Linked DNA regions of Homo sapiens: region 1 is linked to region 2. A link is a contact called in ENCODE Hi-C data. All regions are on one chromosome and are shown on one strand. Each heading gives the region's core, a stretch centred on a gene start or an enhancer-like site at or near the end of the contact. The rest is flanking DNA. Distances are from core to core; before and after follow the strand shown.

The links. Hi-C counts contacts between places; a loop is a spot of excess contacts on that map. Pooled maps may share reads with other maps.
Region 1: a pooled map shows a loop between it and region 2 (2.4-fold over the local background). The contact joins two enhancer-like sites. A Hi-C loop is called at or near these places in 3 of 37 single-sample maps with no recorded cell type and 3 of 50 pooled maps.

Annotation. Positions count from the first base shown.
Region 1 is chr5:143,505,428-143,509,891 of GRCh38, reverse strand. No RefSeq gene overlaps it. Among named protein-coding and RNA genes, the nearest start is that of NR3C1, 100 kb to the right of the region's middle. RefSeq lists an enhancer at 2,374-2,668. Within about 2 kb of position 2,516, at least 7 of the 41 ENCODE cell types and tissues checked have a DNase peak (open chromatin) inside an H3K27ac peak, as active enhancers do.
Region 2 is chr5:144,190,282-144,195,196 of GRCh38, reverse strand. All of the region lies in intron 2 of KCTD16 (potassium channel tetramerization domain containing 16), which reads right to left. Among named protein-coding and RNA genes, the nearest start is that of KCTD16, 22 kb to the right of the region's middle. Within about 2 kb of position 3,001, at least 3 of the 41 ENCODE cell types and tissues checked have a DNase peak (open chromatin) inside an H3K27ac peak, as active enhancers do.

The DNA.
Region 1 (4,464 bases), core at 1,267-3,766, 680 kb after region 2:
GTGAGAAGGAGTTAAACTGAGGTAACTGAGATCATATGACAGGAACAAAACCCCAGCAACCTTGCCTCACCTGTTGGGAAATCTCAGCTAAGCCTGGATTTGAGCCACATATTCAAAGGGCCAAATATGCAGCTCTACCTACATTAGCTCATTTAATCTTCCCAACAATCCTGTTAAATTATCATATTATACTCATTAAAGAGAAGGAAAATAGAGCCAAGATTTGCACCCAGGTCATTTGCACTCTAAAATCCTCATTTTAACCATTACAACTCTCCTACTTCAACGTACACCTAAGCCTAAAGACAGAACCTTGGCAAAAGTACCATTTTTCGAACCAATTCAATTCATTTCAATGATGTTCTCAGTAGGATTTTATAGGCAGTAGAAACCCAAAGTCCATTTCTCTCAAAAGCCTGATTTTCTTCCAATCTTTCCTCTGGGAATAAAGTATCATTTCTAGAACACCTCAATTTAATGTAGATAAAGGATAACAACTTGTAGACAATAACAAGTTTAAATGTAGAAGGCAATAACACATTATTTTATATTTTTGTATGGTTGTTTTATTATACCTCTTTTGCCACATTACACTTGGGTAATACATTTTGGTTGTTGATGTTCCAATGTTGCATAATATATCAGGTTTCAAAATCTTTTTAGCAATATTATTTCATTTGATCATAGTTACAACCTTGTGAGGTAGGCAGATAGGAGACTATTATTCAAGTTATACAGTATGAAAACTGAAGCATTGTATTCCCAGTGCAGCGTGGCTGCTAAGAAGTTGAGTGGTTACTGGAATCCATGTCTGTTGAATTCCCAGATCAATGTTCATGTCACTGTTCCACACTGCTTCTTGTAAATCCAATGATACCCATTTTCATACAAGCATAGGTTTGCTTATCACCTATCTCTCCTACAGCTTTCAGAGATCCTGTGCAGGTCACTTTTGACAGGTGAATAATGAAAAGGTCTAGTATATTGGAAACCACAATGTGACCTAAAAGAAGAAAAGTGTTGCAAGTACAAGGACATTCATAATATTTTGCAATAGCAAAAATTTAGAAAATAACCCATCAACAAGAAAACAGATTAATAATGAAGCATTTATACAATGAAATACACAGCAGTGAAAACAAATAACCTCTAGCTAAATACAACAGCATGAATGAATCATGAATCACACACAGTTTGAAAGAAGTCAATATCAGAAGGATACATATAGTATAATGCTTGTACAAACTATAGAAATATGCAAAACAATAAGTTTACATATATGTGTAGTGAAAGTATTAAGAAATGCATGGAAATAGTAGTCACCAAATTCAGACCACTAGTTGCCTCTAGAGAGCAGAATGTGATCAAAGAGGACTAAGTAGGGACTTAAACTTGTATCAATATTGTTTTCATTCTTAATCTGTAGTCAATATGTGGGGGTTTGTAATATTTTTATTTACACATTTGTGTTTGTCTTAAATATTTTACAATACCTTTTTTTTTTTTTTTTTTTTTTGAGATGGAGTCTCACTCTGTGGTCCAGGCTGGAGTGCAGTGGCGCAATTTCAGCTCATTGCAACCTCCGCCTCCCGGGTTCCAATTCTCTTGCCTCAGCGTCCCGAGTAGCTAGGACTACAGATGTGTGCCACCATGCCCAGCTAATTTTTGTATTTTTAGTAGAGATGGGGTTTCACTGCTGGCCAGGCTGGTCTTGAACTCCTGACCTTGTGATGACCTTGTGATCTGCCTGCCTCAGCCTCCCAAAGCGCTGGGATTACAGGCGTGAACCACTGCCTTTGTCTACAATACCTTTTTAAAAAGAAAATGACAAAGGCAACCATTCATTCTGCAAACATTGACTAAAGGCAAGCAACATGCCAGACATTGTGACTGGGTGTTGAAATGTTGCAGTGAACCCTCTGATGCACTGGAGAAGATGGAAGAAGTGTGTTTAGTACTAGAAAGCATAGGGAGCTGTGGAAGTGTGTGCCAAGGAGTCCTAATGTAGTTCAGGTGACTTAGGAAAGCCTCCAAGAGACAATGAAGCTTAAGCTGAGACTGGAGAACGAAAAGTTGTACTTATCAGCAAAGAAAGGAACAGTTCAGATTGATCCCATTCAAAATTTCCGTGTCTGAAACTAAACATTAGCGCAAGGAAGGCAGAAAGGACAAGCCAGATCACACACCACAGGATCTCCTGTCCATTCCTTGCTAACATTTAGACTTCATTATGCACTGCCTGTAGCTCACATGGTGCCACATGCCAGCAAGTACCAAGTAGGGTGGGAAGGGGAGTGAAGGGAAGTGGGTATTCAAAAACATTTCAGTGACTTCACATTCTCCTGAGATCCAGAACAGTTCCCATATTCTCTCCTAATACAGAAGCAATTTCAGACACTGAGCATAGGGAGGCAGGGTATGAGTGTGAGCTGGCTGAGCCTTTCCCTCCCATTCCTGTGAAGGAATTACTCTGGCAGATTTCCACATTGTAGGTATTTTACCATTTGTCATAGGCAAGTTACACAACTCAGTTAGTGATTAAATTACCAACAGAGCTGCTATTTGAGTAAGGAAGGTTCAAGGTTGTTTCTTGCTCCTGCACTTTGTTTTAAATGCAATTGGATTAATTCTTTCTTAACCTCCTTGTTTAGAGGAAGAAAACAAAAATCCTGTCTGGTCTCCAATAGATAGGGTAAAAAGCGGCATTTTAACTAACTCATCAACCACTAGGATCCCTGTGTCTAACCTTGGTCCTTTGTTTAGATTTATAAAGTATGAGATCATTGTCAGTTTCATTTATCTCTGTTATTAAATGTACTGGGCCTCCTTCAAATGACATTATATCTCCTTATCTGATTCAAATAAATGTCTTACTCATGGCTAGAATGTAGATGGTGAAATCTCATTGTTAACTCAATAATTGAAATAATCTCATTGTTTTGCTTTCCTAATAGAATCTTAAATTGATTGCTCATGCCTGGAATTTCACTTAGTTTCACCAAACTTTTCTTAAAACTGCTGCTCTTATGCATTCTTTTTGTCTCAATGTTTCTACAAGGATGGAGCATTCTTGCTCTAAAGATAAATGCTTTTAACTAGCATTTCTCTTGGTCTGTTTATCTTATAAAAAATAAAAGTAATCACTCAATATTTGTGTTTGTTTCTATTAGTTATGATTAAATATACTGGTGGTATAGTTGCTAAAGGCACAGGCTGTAAAATAAGCACTAGGTTTGGATCCAAGCTCTGTGACCTTATAGTGACTTAACCACTGTTTTCTCATTTATACAATTGAGATAATAATGGCTATCCCATAAGAGTGTTGTGGGAATTCATAGAGATTATTTTGGGTATGTTACCTAAGCTGGGTGGCTCGTAGTAACCATTCAGATTTTAGCAAATAAAATACTGTACTCTGTATTCAGCTTGACTAGAAATGTGGTTTATCACTTAAAGGTTTGAATTGACCTTCTGAATTGTGACTCGTGAAAGGGATTTTCTTCCTGTCTTATACCATTCTGTACTTAGAGTGTTTGCATCTGAATCGTTAGTATTCCCTATCTTATGTATATAAACTATCCTCTAAATTAATTTTGTTTGATTTGGTTTTATTTTCCTGGTGATTTTCCCAGCTGCCCCAACTGCGACTCTTGGTATAGAAGAGGCAGTAGACTGCACTTCACCTTCTTCAGGTGAATGTCCCAAACAGAGCATTTGAGGTCCCCAGCTACAGCAGTCAGTGCTGCCTGGTAACTAAAAGCAGCAGCCTGCATGGCTGGAGGGAGTCAAGATAATGGAATTGGATTGTCACCCACAGTCAGCCTGAAACAACCATGGCTACCACCCCAAGTCCCATGCACTTTCTTGCATTTGGGGCTCTACACATACCCTTCCCTCTGCCTGGAACAATCTTTCCTACACTTCCCCCTTAATAAGATAATTACTACTCATTTATCAAGTCTCAACTTATATGTCATCTCTCTAAGAATTTATTCTCTGACCCACAGACTTAGTGGGAATCTCTATCATGTACCCCCACGACATTCTCAAATTATCCCTATTATGTGCAAGCAGTCCTTGTGCTATGGATTGAATGTGTCCCCCAAAGTTCATGTGTTGGAAACTTAATCTCGTATGTGACAGTGCTGGCAAGTGGGACCTAATGGGAGGTGATTAGGTCATGATCATTATCACTGGAGCAGGTTAGTTATCATGGGAGAGAGTCTGTTATAAAAACAAGTTGAGCTCCTTCTTGCTCTCTTGTGCTCACCCTCTCTTGCCCATCTGCCTTCTACATAAGATAATGTAGCACAAAGGCCCTTGTCAGATGCTGGGACCATGTTCTTGGACTTCCCACCCTCCAGAACCATCAGCCAAGTAAATGTCTCTTCATTATGAATTACTCTGTCTGTGGCATTCTGTTATGGCAGCATAAAACAGAGTAAAACACTTTGCTTTACACAG
Region 2 (4,915 bases), core at 1,752-4,251:
TCCCCCATGCTAACAGGGTATGCCTATAGTTTAACAATTGGGGGATGGTGGTAGAGGAGGATTTCAAGCACTATTTCTATTTCAGATACACAGGGAGTCCTGTAATTAAGGATATCCTGAGGGTCTGGGGAAGCTGACGGTGTAAGCAACAGTTCTTTAAGGCAAGTGTGTGACACAAAGGAAATCTAATAAAAGAACAAGTTACTTTTGATCAGCACAAAATGACAACATTGAAGGATTTGTGGTCACCTTTCATTACTGCAAATAAAATTTTCCTTAAGTTCACCTAGTATTCACAAATTCATAGTATTCACAAAAAATACCAAAACACAATTTAAGTACTAAAAATGATTATTTCTTGCACAGAGAAGCAATAGAGCATCATGGTTAAAAGGGTGGGCTTTGGGATCAGAGAGTCCTGGGGTCGAATCCCACCTCCATTGTTTACCAGCTGAAAAAGTTACATACATCTGAGCCACAGTTTTCTCATCTGTACAACAGGGGTAATAATTGTACTTCCCATACAGAGTTTTGTGAGAACTAAATAAATAATGCATGTTAAATGCTTAGTGCACTAACTGGCCCATAGTAAATGCTCAACAAATGTATCATTTGCTATTACAAACACATTGCTTCGTGTCTTTTTAAAAATGAATTCTCTCCTTCCCCAAACTGTTCTAATTATTAGCTCCACAAGAGCTCAGGGTAGAGCCACATCACTAACATTGACCAATCCTTACTCTGGACCCCTTACAGATGTGAAGGGAAGGAAACAGAGCAATCATATAAATCTCCCTTGAGGATGCAGAGCCTCCTACTGAGAGGTGGTTTGGATAAGTCAAAGAGCACCATACGGCAGTGTTGTAATGTTTCCCGCATGGATAACACATTTTCTACTTGACAAGTTATCAGTGTCACCATCTCTGGCCCCATAAGCTCCAGAGCTTGTTCCTCATTTGTTAGATGTCACTTGTCCCAGCATGGTGCTTTATATACAAGGATATCTGAGTGAAAGTCTGCACATTTTTAATGTTCTCTTCTTTCTTCCTAAATATTCCCCCTTGTTGACTAATTCAGTCTCGGTGAACCATCTTCACTGTATGCAAATGACTGTAACACCTAAATGCTTGGCCTTGCTTTCTTCTCAACTTCCATACACCTGCTGGGCATTTTTACAGAGATCTACCAGCACCTTACACTCGAGTCCTAAGCTAAATATCTGTTTTCCACTCTCATCTTTTTCATTTCTCCAAGTTCTCCTTCTGTGTTAAGAGCATCACAGGTTTCTCAGTCCAAGTGAAAATCCATCATCTGATCCCTCCCTTTCCATTGGCACCCAACACTCAATAATTAAGTCTACCCACTTTCTCTACTATACTTCTTTCAGATATCTCTTCTCTTCGCTTCCATTTGTCGTACCTTTGTTCTTTGCCTTTTACCCAAATTTGACTAAGAAATAATTATGGAGCCATGAGCCAGGCACAACACTAAGCTATAAGCTCTATGTGTTGGGGATCCAGAAATGAATAAAGTAGACCAGCTCTTTGCCATCATGGAACTTCCATTATAGGCCAGACACACAGATCATAAACAAATAAACAAATAAATGAGCAAGATCATTTCATATAGTGAAATGAGCTATGAATAAAATAGAATAGGTAATATTTAAAAAATCTTGTTTGGGGCAAGGAGAAGAGGATTGATACTGCAGGCTGAGACTCTGGGGAGGGGAGCCAGCTATGTGAAATGCTGGGAACAGTGTGCTCTAGGCAGGTGGAATGGAAACAGCAAAGGCTCAGCTGTCTGAGGTGAAACTAAGCTCGGCTTGTTCAAGGAACCAAGAAAGCCAGCAAGTTGGATCCCAATGAGCAAGGGTGAGAGTGCAGGTCTGAGAAGTAGGCAGGGACCAAACCACAGATTTCATTCTATGTGTTATGGGAAGTCATTGGGAATTTAAAGTTAGAAGTGACATGTTCTGGTTTGCTTACTTTTTAAAAGGTGACTTTGGCTGATATGGGGATAACAGATTGTCAGGGAAACAAAATTAGTTGTAGGGAGATCAGTGGGGAGAATTTACAGGGATTTAGTGATATATGATGATGTCTCAGACCAGAGTGAAGTAGAATACATGAGGAAAAGCTAGCAAGGATTTTGGGGGTACAGGTGGTGGTATTTCTATATGGACCTGTTAATGTTCTTCCTCCTTTCAAGTTTTTACATCTCAGTTCATTTGACACAAAGCTAACAGTGTCCTCTTTCTAAAGATGCCATTATTTGCCCAGATATCTTAATTGGCTCACCACTGCTCATAGAATAAACTCCAAAGTCCTTGGTGTATATTCAAAGCTCTCTGCTATCTGGCCTCACCTTCTTTAGAGTTCCATACAAATGGGCTGATAAGGAAAGGGAAAAAAATGGTTACAGAGACATTCAAAAGTTCTGAGATAAATCATTTCAAAAATAGTGATATTCATAGAAAGTGGTGCTGGTTTTTGATATGTGAAGGACCAGCATTCACAGCTCTTCAACTGCTCTTAAAATCTGAAAGGTTCTGTCATAAATGAAAAAGCCACAGTGCCTCAACCAGTGGCTTGCTTTAACTTCCAAGGGAAGAAATAGGAAAGCTCTAGGAACTAGAAGAAATCATGTAACCCCTTAGAACACAAATAAATAGATGAATTAATTGATTTTGTTACAATCCTTCGCTTTATTCGTTCCCTGGTCTAAAATCTCCCATTATAATGCAATTAAGTGAAACCTCATGACAAAATGTAATGATTAAGCAAACTATAAAAAGGCAGAACTTGATAGAATGAAATCGTGTATCACATTGAACATATGATTTCCTTTCTCTTCTGCCTTAAGTAAGCATTTCTTAGAAATCAAAAATTCATGTCAAGATCATCAAAGCCGACTTGAGACGTCATCAGGATTAACAATCTAGAGTAACAGAAGGGGGCAGTGTTATCACAGTCTCTTGCATCAACCTGAAACCTTGAAGAAGAGAAACTGAAAGTCACCCTGAGTAACACTGTTCACTTACCCAGCATCCTCAACTGAGTCCCAATTTCAATTACTAATTTCTTTCCACTTGTGAAGTCTTAAGCTCCCAAAGTCAGCAATGAGATGCCCCCTTTGGTCCACCAACTTGACATACCCTGCCAAGCCCTATAAGAAACTGATCCCTTCTCACTGTAGCCTCAAGAAATGCAAGCCTGTCTCTACATTTACCTTCATTATTAATTATTCTGCCTTTTACAGCATGAATGGTGAAAGAAATTCACTTGTATTGACCATATAAGAAAAATACTTTATATTTAACATGTTATCAGAAAAGGCCTAAAGTTTATTTGTACTGCTGAAAAAAAAAAAAATGGAAATACGCAGCTCCATGCAGAAGCACTGCCGCAAACACTCACTGTTAGCCTGAGATGCATAGAAAAACAGGGAACTGTCTCGGCTGTTGAGATAATTTAGCAGACAAGTCTAGAGAGAGATAAGTGGAGGCAAAAGCTGGTAAACACCCCCAAAGAGGAGGTGAGATTTCTTAAAGAAATCTGAGGAAGGATAACTCAGCCAGCTGTCTTCAGGGCTTAGGGAGGGAGGATGAGAGGAATGAGAGGAAATATCATGACTAGACAGAGTTGCTATTGCACTTTGAAGGACAGGTGGAACCTAGAAAACAGAAGCTAAAGGTTCTATGTAGAAGGGAAAAGTGGTTGAAAAAATATGTGTGTAAGTGTGTCAGGGGGTATATGGAGGGGAGCAGCAGTTGGGAAAAGAACAGTCAATTATCCAGTTTGGCTGGAGCAAAAGGCACCAGTGAAAGAACAGTGGAGGAGTTTGAACTTAATTCTGTAAACACTAAGTAGTCATTGTGAGTTTTTGAGCAGAAATGACAGAAACAAGTTTCTCAACGACCACCACTTCTACAGAGTAACTCAGAACTCATCTACCCTCTCCCCAGCATCCCTTTGCTCACTTATCAGGGAGGACTTCCACCAATGATTCCCATTCAATGTCCCCACTGACAGGTGTGGCTTTGACATTAAAGCAATAAGAATTTCCGTTTTTACAACAGTATTAAAAAATATTTTCCCTCTATCCCCCAGCCATGAAAGAAAGGGAAATAAAGATAAAAGCTGCTCTATTACCCATTTGGCAAAGTGAAGAATGGTGTACATTGAATGTCGCACATTAACGACAATCAGTGAGGCTCACCTTCAGCAGAGAATGAGAATGTTTTATGTGTGTTGTGGTGTGTGTGTGTCTGTGAGTGCCCATTCACTCATTCATTCAGTAAATGTTTGTTTAGTATGTTCCACATGCTAGGCATTGCCATAGGCAATGGGGATTCCACAATGAACACAAAAGAGCTGAAGCTCCTGCCTTCATAGAGCTCACATTCTAGACAATAAATGAATAAGCATATAGAATGTCAGATGATAATAAATATAGTGGAGAAAAATAAAATAGAATATTAATTACTATGTTACTGGGGAGGGGTATTAATAGCAAAGGGACAGAGGGGACAAGGAAAGAGGTAGGGGAAAAGTGTGTTCTTTAGTAGTTTAAGCTAAAAAAGGCTTTTTCCAGTCAGGTGAACTATAGTAAAGAAAGGAATTTTCATTCAACAATCAATCGTAATATTAATAGATATAATAATAGATACCAATTACTGAATCACTACTACATGACTGTCACTATGCTGAGCATTATTTCATTTATTCTTCACAATAAGCTTTGTTAGTGTGACACTTATAGGCACAAAGGAAAGTGAGGCATCGTAAGAAAGAGAGAGAACGGAAGGAGAGAGAAGCCAAGGTTCAGATAAGTCAAGTAGCTAGCCCAAGTGATCTTACGCAAATGTACAGAACGTGGATTTGAGTGCAGACACTCTGACTCCAAAGCCTGC